3 separate regions of the Homo sapiens genome follow, and all the other regions are linked to region 2. Evidence: chromatin contacts called from ENCODE Hi-C or POLR2A ChIA-PET data. All regions are on one chromosome and are shown on one strand. Each heading gives the region's core, a stretch centred on a gene start or an enhancer-like site at or near the end of the contact. The rest is flanking DNA. Distances are from core to core; before and after follow the strand shown.

Region 1 (3,953 bases), core at 984-3,483, 400 kb before region 2:
CACTGACACCCCCTCCACCGTCACCTGGCCTCAGCCAACAGAGGTGAGGTGGGAAAGCTGCCAGGCAAGGAGGGGCGGTGGTTCCTCTTGCAATACTGTAAGGAAGAGCTTTCTAACAACCAGAGCGCTCTCCAGTAATGGCTGCCTTAGCAAATACTGAGTTCCCGCTATTGGAATGTTCAGACTGTCGGGGACGCTGTGGGCCTTTGCGTGGTGTGGGGGGAGGGGGAGGGGCAGGGGATTCCCGTTTTTGGTGGGCGTTTGGATTTCATAACCACTTTACAATCCCTTCCTAGTGTCTGTGATGGAAAGAAAAAATGAAAAAATGAATTGTAAAATTTGAGTTGAAGTTTTTCCACCTTGAAGAAAAACCTAGGAGGGATTGCAATCTGCAAATTTCCAGAGTAGTTATCACGGGTGTGGTGGGGGTGAGGGATATTTGCTGTTCTCCATCTTCTCTGGGGACTGGGTCAGAGGAAATGCACTGAGCTGGCCGGAAAGAGAGAGGTTGGATATGGGAAAAAACTTCTCTGCAGGCAAGGGCCTGGGATCCAGACCTGGAAGATGGTTGTGGTATCTCCATTCCTAGGTAATCTCTCAGTACAGGCCACTCTCATGTGGAGAGAGGCCACGGCCGAGATGGCCTCCTAGACACGCTCGCATTGATTCCTGGTCTTTGTTTTACACAATCACAACGGGCAGGATGGTGTTCACGTGCGACAGTTCTCGCGGTTTAATATCGGTCAGCAAAGCTGTCCCCACCGCTCCAGCCTGGAGTCTAGGGTCGAGAAGGGCGGGGCGTGGCGAGGAGGTCTCAAGGGAGGTGCTGGCCTGACGGCCCCGCCCGTCCCGCCCTTCCCCGCCCCTCCCCGCCCAGCCCAGCCCTGCCCAGGCTAGCAGTCCTCAGAGCCTCCCGCAGCAGCGGCGAAAAGGGGTCCCCCACGGCCTCTAGGGGCCAGGATCCAGGGAAGGCCCGGAGACGGCGCCGATCCTCAAAGGGTCCCACACGCCAGCCACTGGGGACCGACCTGGAACCCTCCATCCAAGATCTCTGGAATCGCCGCTGAGTCAGCAACGCGCGCGCGCGCCCGCGGAGGCCGCGGCCCCGCCCCGGCCGCCTAGCGCCTGAGTTAACCCCTTCCTATACAGAGCCGCAGGATATTAGCCCTAAGAGGCCTCCACTGTATTCGGAGACCACAGAATTCCTTAGAATCCAAGTCAGTCTCCCCAGCTGAGTTCGGTGAGCTGTGAGCTCTATATTCGATTTTATTTCCGGCCTAGGTCTGCACCTTCCCAGAGTGCCTGCCTCAACTCCTTCACCTCGAAAAGGAGGTGAGGCCGAGTGCAGTGGCTCATACCTGTAATCCCAGCACTTTGGGAAGCCAAGCTGGGAGGATCGCTTGAGCCCAGGAGTTAAAGACCAGCCTGGGCAACATAGTGAGACTCCATTTCTACAAAAAATAAATTTAAAAAATTAGCCAGGCATGGTGGTGTACGCCTGTAGTCCCAGCTCCTGGAGAGGCTGAGGTGGGAGGATCCCTTGAGCCGAGGAGTTCGAGGCTGTAGTAAGCTATAATGGCTCCACCGCACCCCAGCCTGGGCAAGACAGCGAGACCCTGTCTGGAAGAAAAAAAAAAAAGGGTGGGGGAGAGCTGAATCAGACCGAGAAACTGGAGAAACTGGACTCCTTCTCCCCAGACGTGGAGGGCCACCTCCAGAGCTGTGTCCTCGCAGGTCTGGACATCCTCTTAGTAGCCAAGGCGTTTCCCTTTCTCAGGGACCCTGAGACGAGACAGGGGTTCAGAGAGCGGCAGTTGGGTTTTCCTCTGTCCTGTGCCAAAACTCCTCAACAGGGTTTTTAATTGGTTGGTGAGCCAAGAGTTAAAACAAGAGCCTGAAGGCGGGCTTCCGTGACGTCACTAGCACCCCGCGTCCGACCTCAGAGACTGGGGCGTGGCTAACATAGCCTCGTCCCCTCCCTCCCTGTTTCCCCGCCCCTCCCCGCTGTCACCAAGCCAGGGGCACATGATGCAACCCAACGCGGTTTCAGCCGTCTGATTGGTAGCCGCGCCCGGCGCCAGGCACAGGGATTGGACAGAGGAGACTGTGACGAAACCTGGACCCTGCCTAGTAAAGAAGGGAGGAGAGAAAGAAGAGAGAGGGGGGGCCCCCCGGGAGGGAGGGGGCCGGGGGGGCGGGGTCCCAGCTCTGTGCTCGCGCCCCCAGCGCGCCAGTCCCGGGGCTGCAGGGAGCGCAGCGCGCGCGGCCCGGGCCCCGGCCACCGGACGCCCTACCGGACACGACCCTCCCTGGAGCTTGGACAACTGCCCACCTCGGACGCTGCACCGGACACTGCCCCCCACAGGGCTGGACACTCCAACGGACACTACTTCCCAGCTCCGGACATTGCTCCCTCCTCTCCCGGGGCCCTGGACGCTTTTCCCCCTCCCCCCTCCGGGGGCCCAGACACTGAGCCCCCCTCAGCGTCTGGCTAGCGTCCCCTTGCACCCCAGCCCAGGACACTGCCTCCTCCCTGTCCTCTTCTCCCTTCTGCTCCTCCCACCTCATCTTTCCCCTGCTCGGGTCGGAGCCCCGCCAGTTCCTCCGACCCCCTACTGCTCGGCCGCGGCTGCCCGCGCCCCCATCCGCAGCTCCTCGCCCGGATGCCTCTCCCCGGGGGACTATGGTGGCTTCTCTGCTGCCGTCGAGGCTTCACTCTTCTGCACCGGGACTACGGGGACGGCGAGCTTAGCGGGGACGGGGACGAGGACGAGGACGAGGAAACCTTTGAGCTGCGGACCCCGAGTCCAGCGGGCGGCGGGAGGGTAAGTCCCGGGGGTTCGGAGCCTCGTCTCAATCACTCTCGCTGTAACCGGCCGTCACGCTGATCCGCTCCAGCCTCCAGCCACACGCTGCGCGCTTGGCGAACTAGGGATGAGGGAGAGTTTTTTGCCTGGGGGCCAAAGCCCCCGGGAGCTCTCGGAGCAGCAGCCCTACTCGGGATGTGCCTGTGGGCCTCCCGCTGCAGGCTGGGCGCTATCCACCTGCTGGGGGCCCTGAGGCAGGGGAGGCGTCACGCGTGGCCCGACCTGGCCCTGCCTCTCCCTTCCCCGCTGGGCCCGCGTCCCATCCCGTCTCCTTCCGCCTCCGCCAGCGCCGAGGAATGTGGCGAGGCCGGCTGGGCGGCTCGAACGCCTGGGTCCCCCTCCGCTCCCAGTTCGCAAGTGCGGAGGCCAGATGCGAGAGCTCCCGCTGCGGAGACCTGGACGAGGGGGAGAAGTCATCCCAGGATTGGGGTCTGTGGCGGGGACCCCAAGGAGAGGGAGGTGGGAGCTCTTTGAGGACCCCTCCTCATTACCCTGCCACTCAGGACAGAACTCTCGGCTTTCCCGGGTGAGGCTCCTGGGAAACCCCTGAGGGGATGGATGGTGAGGGACACTGGGCTGCTGCCTGGTTTTGTCGAATCTCCCCGTGGGGAAACGGAGGCACGATTGGTGTGGGAGACCTCCATCCCTTGACGTCTCCTCCCCCATCCCTCCTGCACACTGGCGGCCAGACTCCCGTGTGCTGTGGCCCGGGTCAGGCTCCCATCCCCCGCGCAGGGGTCCCCAGCAGGCCCAGTGGCTCGGTGCCCGGGTGGGGCGGGCTGCGCCGCCGGGGCCGGCGCCAGCACCTGGCGGAGGCGGAGGGTGGATAAATATAGAGGAGGGGGGAGGGAGGGAAGCAGGGCACTGCGATTAGGGGAGTTAGCCTAAGAGGGTGGTCAGTACCTGCCACATGTGGTGTGGCTGACAGCCCCACTCAGACCTTCCAGAAAATAGGTGGAGGTTCACGTAGGAAGGGTGCAGGACCCAGGCGTCCCCAAGCTTCCAGCTTGGGCAGGGTCGGCTTTACCAGGCCATTGCCTCCCTCATGCTCCACCTCAACTCCCCCCTTCCCTGAGCCTGGGGACA
Region 2 (4,194 bases), core at 870-3,369:
ACCCTTGACCTCCCAGGCTCAAGTGATCCTCCCACCTTAGCCTCCTCAGTAGCTGGGACCACAGGTGTGTGTCGCCACACCGGGCTAGACCCTGTCCTCTTAATGACTGCATAGTCCTTGTAACCTCCATTTGCATTCCTAGAGCATAGCATTTGTTCCAAAAATATTTATTGAGTGTCTGTTCTGGGCTTGAACACGAGTAGGAGGATTTAAAAGTGAATAGCATATTGCGTCTGCCCTTGGGGACAGAGACAGAAACATGAAAACATGAAATTGTCCTTCAACACAAGAAGTGCTGTAATAGAGGCATGAATAACGCGGTGGGAAACAAGGAGGGAGGTCATGCTGCCTGAAGCAAATGTCACCGAAGGGCAGACATCAAGAAGGCAGGACATTCCAGGCAGAGGGAATAGCATGTGTGCAGGGATGAAAGCTCACAAGAAAGAGAAACATGAGTCAGGTGCGGTGGCTGATGCCTGTAATCCCAGCACTTTGGGAGGCTGAGGCGGGCAGATTACGAGGTCAGGAGTTCGAGACCAGCCTGGCCAACATGGTGAAACCCCGTCTCTACTACAAAAATACAAAAATTAGCCGGATGTGGTGGTGTGCGCCTGTAATCCCAGCTACTCAGGAGGCTGAGGAAGGAGAATCACTTGAACCCAGGAGGTGGAGGTTGCCGTGAGCTGAGACCGCACCATTTCACTCCAGCCTGGGCAACAGAGAGAGACTCCGTCTCAAAAAAAAAAAAAAAGAAAAGAAAAAGAAAAGATAAAAGAGAAATATGGAGAACATGGAGCACCTGAGTGTCAAAACATCATGGGCAGTAACTGTCAGGGAGATTGCCAGAGAGCTCGGGGTTGGTTGGCGCATCCATCCTGCTTCCTGCTTCCTTCTCTGGCCTCCAAGCTCCCTGAACCTACTCTGTGCAAAGCACTGTGCCAGGTGTTGGCCCAGAGTATGGGACTGCAGCAGTGGCCTGGGTAGCGGAGAAGGGTTTTTTGACCAGCTGGAGACCTTTGTGGCTGGTGTCATTCTGGAGGTGAAGAGAAGGCCGCTGGAAAGAGCTGCCCAGGGAGGACTATGGGAGAACTTGCAGCTCTGGGCCATCTCTGGACATGAACGTTTTGCATACACACAGGGGAGCTCTGTGTGTCTGAGTGGGGGCGGGAGGGGTCCTTCTCTCTCTTTTGGCCCCTGCAGCTTGGCTTCTGGAGCTTTCCTATGTCTTGCTTTAGTGCTAGCCCTTGGAGGGTTGCCAGGGAAACCGCTGGCCAGCTCCGGGAGATAGACGTAGCAGAGGAAAGGAGAGTGGGTGACTCAGCCTGGCTTCCCACAACCGCAACCCCCTCCTCAGCACGTGGAAAGGATCTGGGGGACCCCCTTCCCCTGGATCCTACAGATGACCCTGTTTATTCTTTCTTCTCTAGAGAGAGCAGTCCCTCCCGCAGCTCTGACTGGTGGGAGCCAGCCAGATTTTCCCAGGAAGGGAACCGGCCCCAGGCGCCCCGTCCCCCGTAGGTTCACCCTGGAACTCGGACAGGTGAATTCGGCCTGGGCGAATGTGAATTCCTGCCGTGCCCATGCAGGCGGCAGGAGCCCTGGCTGAGACGCCCTCCCGGGGGCAAACCCAGGATAATTATTGATCGGGGCCCCTGTGGACTTCTGACCTCGGCCTCGGCGGGAGAGGACCCGGAACGCGGGCCTGGGCTCCCAGGGAGAGAGGTGGGCGGGCCGCGGAGGGGGCCAACCAAAACGACCACGACAGTGCGCCCTAGCCCTGCTAGTGGTGGTCGACCCAACCCAAACAAAGCAGCATGTGCTTGCGGTGCGGCGTCGGCTAGGGAGCCGAGCCGGGAAGACACCCCACCGCCGCAGAAAGGGGGTGCGCGCGGCGCCGGCACCGGCACCGCCGAGCGCGCCGCCACCTCGGGTGTGCCGAGGGGGTCCGGGTCCTTCAAGGGCGGTCGCGGAGGGGGCGCGAGGGACAGCGGGCTAGCGAGCGCGCGCCGGGCGGAACCAGGAAGCGGGGCGCGCTCCGGGTTGCCAGCGGCGCGCGTCCCTGGGCCTCCGCGCGTGAGCGGCGCGCGCGCCCCCGCGGGCCCCGGCGGGAGGAGAGTCGGCGGCCGGAGCCGTCACCCCGGGCGGGGACCCAGCGCAGGCAACTCCGCGCGGCGGCCCGGCCGAGGGAGGGAGCGAGCGGGCGGGCGGGCAAGCCAGACAGCTGGGCCGGAGCAGCCGCGGGCGCCCGAGGGGCCGAGCGAGGTAGGAGCTGCGGGGCGAGCCCTGGGCCCGGGGCCGGGGGAGCCAGGCCGGGGAGCCAGCCCGGGCGGGGCCCGCGCTCCAGCCGCTCAGCCGCCCGTCAGGGCCGCGCCGCCGCCATCACTCCCGGGCCGCGGTGGTTGCGCGCTGGGCGAGGGGCGCGCGCGGGGAGAGGGGGTCCGGGTTGGCTGCCGGGGAGGCTGAGGGCAATGCGGGGTGCGCGAGGGGGACTTGCGAACGCCGCGGCGCCGCGGGGGGCGTGCGCTTTAAAGGCTGCGTGCGCGTGTGCTGAGTGGGTGTGTGGGGACCCCGCGCCGACCCCATAGGAGCTCAGGGGGCTGCTGTCAGCCGCCTCACACCTTCACGTTGCAATTCCGAATATCCCCAGCCGTCTTCCTTGCTTTAACTTCTTTCTTTCAAAAGAGGTTCCCGGGACTCCGGGGATGGGATGAGCCTGCGGGGGTGCCTGGTGCGGTGGGGGGTATTAGCAAAGCTTCAAGAAACAGGGCCTTATAAGGAATCAAGACAACAAATACGAACGTTTCGATAAGACTCTGGGGGGCGGGATCCCACATCAGGACCCGCCAGGCCTGGGCTCGTGCGTGTGGCCGTGGGATGCAGTGTGCTTTTTCTTTCTAGTCAGGGATAAAGGGTTAAAAGTGCTCCTGGTGTCGGGGGGTAGATATGGAGAGTCGGAAGGGGAGTTGTATCACAAAAGCTGGTCTGAGGCTAAAGGAATCTGGCAAGATGGTCGGGGTGAACAAAGAGGAAAGAACTCACACGGAGCAAGAGGCGGTTGCAAACACTTGTAGCCAGCAGTGATGGAAAAGCCAAAGAAGAAAACCAAGTGTCAGCTTTTAGAAAGACGGGATTAATGAAAAGCACAAGAATTTTAAAGACTAAAAGAGATACCGATTCTCTCTTTGCCAAAGAGCCAGAGTCAGTTCTTTTCTTCTTGGTCCCTGTGATCCCGCCATACCTCGTATCAAATAAATAGTGCCAAAAGTGGGTCAAAGAATGTTAGAGCTGGAAAGGAACCCAGCGATGATGCCATTCTTTTATTGTACAAATGAGGAAACTGAGGCCCAGATAGGTGGAGTAAGTGGCCTGCTCAGGTGACACGGCTGTTTGTTGAGTATCCAGGGATTGAAACTTCAAGGACTCTGAGATTCGTGCTCTTCCCAAAGCATCGTGCAGTATACAGATCTTTGCCTAGATACAATTCCATACATTTTCTCTGCAGTGTCCTCAGGGAATGCCCTTTGAAAGGGCCAGCGTGACACTGAATATCATACTTGGGCTTATGTCATTTTTTTCAGTCTTCAAGTGGTGTTTATGGTCTGCTTGGATCTTAGGTTTCCAAAGCTGTTGGATAGCCGCCTGGGCCATAATAAGCTTTCAGCTGTTGGGTCTACATTATTTCAAATAATTTTGTTATCTTTCAATTAAGGTAATAGAACTGTGCCTCTCTCCCCAACATTCTATTGTTGTCCATTTGCTTATGTTATATTGCGTTATGTTCATTGCCTGTGAGTTCCTAGGTGAGGATGTATTTTATTGAGTGTGCCTTTCATGTTTTAAAATTTCATTTTGTAACACTGTAAATATTGGAGTGGTTCTGATCACTTCAAATGGGGAGAATCTTATTGATTGATTTTATTTTAAGGCTTTGGGTTGTTTTGTTTATTCATTTGGGTACCAGTTTCCATCTCATGGAAGATCACAGTTGTTAGAATGGACATGGCTAAATAAGAGAAGGGGCTGCTGATTTTAAGAAAAACTTCCTATGTGACAATTTGTGGTATCTGTTACGTTTAATTCAAACAAGTCCACACCTTGGGTCAGGTAAGCGCGTTATCTAGGAGATGACTTGTTTGCTACTGTAGCCTCTGGAAGATGAAATTTCAAGCTCCAGATTGAGACACAGGGAAGGAA
Region 3 (3,910 bases), core at 617-3,116, 350 kb after region 2:
GCATTGGAGTCTGAGCCCGGCTTTGAATCCTTCCTCTGCCACTTGCTAGTTTAGCGACCTTGGGCATGTTGCTCAACTTCTGTATATTTCCTAATCTATAAAATTGAGTATGCACTGGGTGGGGTGGTTCACGCCTGTAATCCCAGCACTTTGGGAGGCTGAGGTGGGGGGGGATCACCTGAGGTGGGGAGTTCGAGATCAACCTGACCAACATGGAGAAACCCCGTCTCTACTAAAAATACAAAATTAGCCGAGCATGGTGGTGCATGCCTGGGATCCCAGCTACTCGGGAGGCTGAGGCAGGAGAATCGCTTGAACCTGGGAGGTGGAGGTTGGGGTGAGCCGAGATTGCGCCACTGCACTCCAGCCTGGGCAAGAAGAGCAAAACTCCATCTTAACAACAACAAAAATCCAGTCTGCTTAGCAGTGTGCCTGAGGCTGAGGCAGGAGAATCACTTGAATCCAGGAGGTGGAGGTTGCAGTGAGCCAAGATCGCACCATTGCACTCCAGCCTGGAGACAGAGCAAGACTACGTCTCCAAAACAACAACAACAACAACAACAACAACAACAAAAACCATCACCCAATCCCCTTAGGGTGGGATGATGCAATTTATACTAGGGTTACTATAATAATGTTGCTGGTTGGTGCAGCAGCTCACCTCAGTAATCCCAGCACTTTGGGGGGCCGAGGCAGGTGTATCACTTGAGGTCAGGAGTTCGACACCAGCCTGGCCAACATGGTGAAACCCTGTCTCTACTAAGAATACAAAAATTAGCCAGGCGTGGTGGGACATGCCTGTAATCCCAACTACTCCCTAGGCTGAGGCAGGAAAATCGCTTGAACCTGGGGAGGCGGAAGTTGCAGTGAGCTGAGATCTTGCCACTGCACTCCAGCCTGGGCAACATAGCAAAACTTTGTCTCAAAATTGATAATAATAATCATATGTTGCTTACTGGCCACCTTTTATAAGCAACGGTGTGCTGGGGACATTGAGGCTTCTGCATGCAACCTCCCATCCAATCTGCCAGCAAATGATGGGAAGGTAAGGCTGCTCTGTGGAAGGAGGCCGGTTAATCATGAAACATTTAAGTAAAAGTGGAGGAAAAGGTCACTGTTAACGCAGAGAATGGAGATTGCAAGTGGGAACTGGTAGAAAATGGCCAACCACAGGGCTTATCTGTGACAGCAGTGTGTCCATCAAAAATCAGTGAATAATAGAAACAACAGGGTCCTCCAGGCATCATCAAGACCTCAGTGTTATCTGCAATCAAAAGGTGAGGGCAGGGGGCAGGCGCAGTGGCTCACGCCTGTAATCCCAGCACTTTGGGAGGCCGAAGCGGGTGGATCACGAGGTCAGGAGTTCGAGACCAGCCTGGCCAACACAGTGAAACCCCCATCTCTACTAAAAAGACAAAATAATTAGCCGGGCATGGTGGCACGCGCCTGTAGTCCCAGCTACTTGGGAGGTGGAGGCAGGAGAATCACTTGAACCCGGGAGGCGGAGGTTGCGGCGAGCCGAGATCGTGCCATTGCACTCCAGCCTAGGCAACAAGAGCGAAACTCCGTCACAAAAAAAAAAAAAAAAAAAAAAAAAAAAAGTGACGGGTGATGGGGTGATGGATAGGTTGAGAGCTCGACTCACGTTGCTGAAGCTCTGCGCGGCTTTAGAAAATTCCCCGCACAGGTAGAGCCGCTCGCCTTCGGCCATATAAGAGGGAAAGGTGCTTCGCAAGGTCTCGCCTTCGGGGTCCGACATGGTGACCGGATTTAGAGACGCTAAAGCAGAGACAATCAAAGAAAAGCTGGAGAACCTCTATCTGGTTTGTGGAAGCTCCGTTTCTTAGCAACCATGAGATGTACAGCGACTTCCGGTTCCGCCCCCGTCTGGCAAGGGCCCGGATTCTGGGTACAACCTGCCGGCGTGCGCTTGCGCCAGTTCTGCCGCGCACTGGGCCAGGGAGTGATGATTGCGTGGCTGACGGCTGGGCTGGTTAGTGTTTGCTGTTGCACGCTCTGGCGGTTCTCTCTGGAGTTGCTGCCTGAAAAGGCTCCCTTGTAAGACAGCCAAGAAAACAGGAAGAGGGTTGGAGGCAAAGTTCCGAATAGGGATGAGGCATACGTGGTAAGGATATGTGCACGGCGTACCGCCATTAGGGGGAGAGAGCACTGGGCTTGGAGTCAGCAGACTTGGGCTGACTTCGCTCCTGTCACTTCCTAACTGCGTGACCTCTCGCGGGGCATGTAAGGGCTCCCAGCCTCGAATGTTCCACCTGCCAAATAAATATGAAAATAATGGAACACTCAGGGATGCGAGGATTTGCATAAGAAAACATGGAAAATAACGTTGGGTTCAACATAATTTAACGCAGTTATTTGAGCAGCTACTAGTAGCGGGCCTTGACCAAGGCATATTCTGACGTCCTTCCCCATTCCCTCACCATCACCACTCCTCCAAAAGTGGACTAGGTGCTTCTTCTGGGCTCCAACGATACCCTAAGTAGCTTGCTTAACTGCCTTTACTACGTTACTTCCAAAACGTCCTAATGTCATTGTTAAAGTTTAAATAGTAAAAAGATGTCTTTAACTACAAATGCACACACACACACACACACACGGCATACATGTAAAACTGGGGATATTTGAGTAAGATCAGTGGATTGTATCAGTGTCAATTTTCTGGTTGTGTTATTGTACTAAAGTTTTTAAGGATGTTACCATTGGGAGAAACTGGGAAAAGGGTACATGGGATCTCTTTTGTATTTATTTCTTATGAACTGCATATGAATCTATGATTATCTCAAAAGGTTTAATTCAAAATATAAGAAATAATATGGTCCCTGCTTGAAGGAGTTTTATCTAATAGGGGAGAAAGATGTATAAACAAGTAACGGCCACTTAAGTGATATTAACTAGTAATTAAAAGTTCTGTGTGCCTGTGAGGGAGATGAGGACAAAGTGGTGTGAAACCCAGGCAAATGAATGATTCAGCCAGGGTCTGGGATGGGTTAGAGACATGTTCATAGAGGGGTAATATTTGAGCTGAGGGTGAGTATGGTGGAGCCCAGTAGACGTAAGTAGAGAATGAGAGCTAGGTGTGGTGGCTCATGCCTGTAATCCCAGTACTTTGGAGACTGAGGTGGGAGGATCGCTTGAGCTCAGGAGTTCGAGACCAGTCTGGGCAACATGGCGAAGCCCTGTCTCTACCACAAATACAAAAGTGAGCTGGGTGTGGTGGCGTGTGCCTGTAGTCCCAGCTACTCAGGAAGCTGAGGCAGGAGGATCACTTGAGCGTGGGAGGTCGAGGCTGCAGTGAGCCATGTTTGGGCCACTGCATTGTAGCCTGTGTAACAAAGCAAGACCCTGTCTCAAAAAAAAAAAAAAAAAAGGAAATAACATGTGCAAAGGCTGGAGGTGTGTACATTCACAGGGTGTTTAAGGAGCAGCAACAGGTTTAAGGACCTGCAGTGAAACTGGTCCTGTTCTAAGTTAAGGTGGGCTCATTGATGAGTTGAGGACTGTTGCTGGAGCAACCAGGATTAATCAGAAAAAAACCTCCTGCAAGGAAGAGATCTACAGATTCAGTGCAGTTCCAATCAGAACTCCAGCAGCTTTTTTTTTTTTTTTTTTATGGTGGAGTCTCACTCTGTCACTCAGGCTGGAGTGCAGTGATGTGATCTCGGCTCACTGCAATCTCCGCCTCCCGGTTTCAAGCTAGTCTCCTGCCTTAGCCTCCTGAGTAGCTGGGATTACAGGTGCACACCACCATGCCCAGCTAATTTTTTGTATTTTTAGTAGAGATGAGGTTTCACCATGTTGGCCAGGCTGGTCTTGAACTCCTGACCTCAGGTGATCTGCCCGCCTCAGCCTCTCAAAGTGCTGGGATTACAGGCATGAGCCACTGTGCCTG

What was found. Hi-C counts contacts between places; a loop is a spot of excess contacts on that map. ChIA-PET counts read pairs that join two places held with the same protein, here RNA polymerase II (POLR2A). Pooled maps may share reads with other maps.
Region 1: a loop to region 2 is called in a pooled map, with 10 times the contacts of the local background. The contact joins the promoter of PLEKHH3 here to the promoter of STAT5B in region 2. A Hi-C loop is called at or near these places in 10 of 37 single-sample maps with no recorded cell type and 15 of 50 pooled maps. POLR2A ChIA-PET finds 5 or more read pairs at or near these places in 4 of 52 experiments (B cell, BJ, Caco-2 and 1 more).
Region 3: a loop to region 2 is called in a pooled map, with 3 times the contacts of the local background. The contact joins the promoter of ODAD4 here to the promoter of STAT5B in region 2. A Hi-C loop is called at or near these places in 1 of 37 single-sample maps with no recorded cell type and 4 of 50 pooled maps. POLR2A ChIA-PET finds 5 or more read pairs at or near these places in 5 of 52 experiments (GM12878, H1, activated CD4-positive, alpha-beta T cell and 2 more).

What each region holds. Positions count from the first base shown.
Region 1 is chr17:42,675,274-42,679,226 of GRCh38, reverse strand. PLEKHH3 (pleckstrin homology, MyTH4 and FERM domain containing H3) reads left to right here and starts at 2,233. Exons shown (of 13, transcript NM_024927.5): 1 at 2,233-2,825. The coding sequence starts at 2,664. It overlaps CCR10 (C-C motif chemokine receptor 10), which reads left to right. Exons shown (of 2, transcript NM_016602.3): 2 at 1-338. RefSeq lists enhancers at 581-1,080, 1,081-1,582, 1,563-1,642, 1,773-1,822, 1,843-1,942 and 1 more and silencers at 673-762, 1,113-1,192, 2,053-2,302, 2,393-2,452, 3,573-3,732.
Region 2 is chr17:42,274,316-42,278,509 of GRCh38, reverse strand. It overlaps STAT5B (signal transducer and activator of transcription 5B), which reads left to right and starts at 2,119. Exons shown (of 19, transcript NM_012448.4): 1 at 2,119-2,262. RefSeq lists a silencer at 1,877-2,486.
Region 3 is chr17:41,928,573-41,932,482 of GRCh38, reverse strand. It overlaps ODAD4 (outer dynein arm docking complex subunit 4), which reads right to left and starts at 1,866. Exons shown (of 12, transcript NM_031421.5): 1 at 1,646-1,866. The coding sequence starts at 1,759. It also overlaps a transcript of ACLY not described here. RefSeq lists enhancers at 1,758-1,857, 2,038-2,127, 1,840-2,743.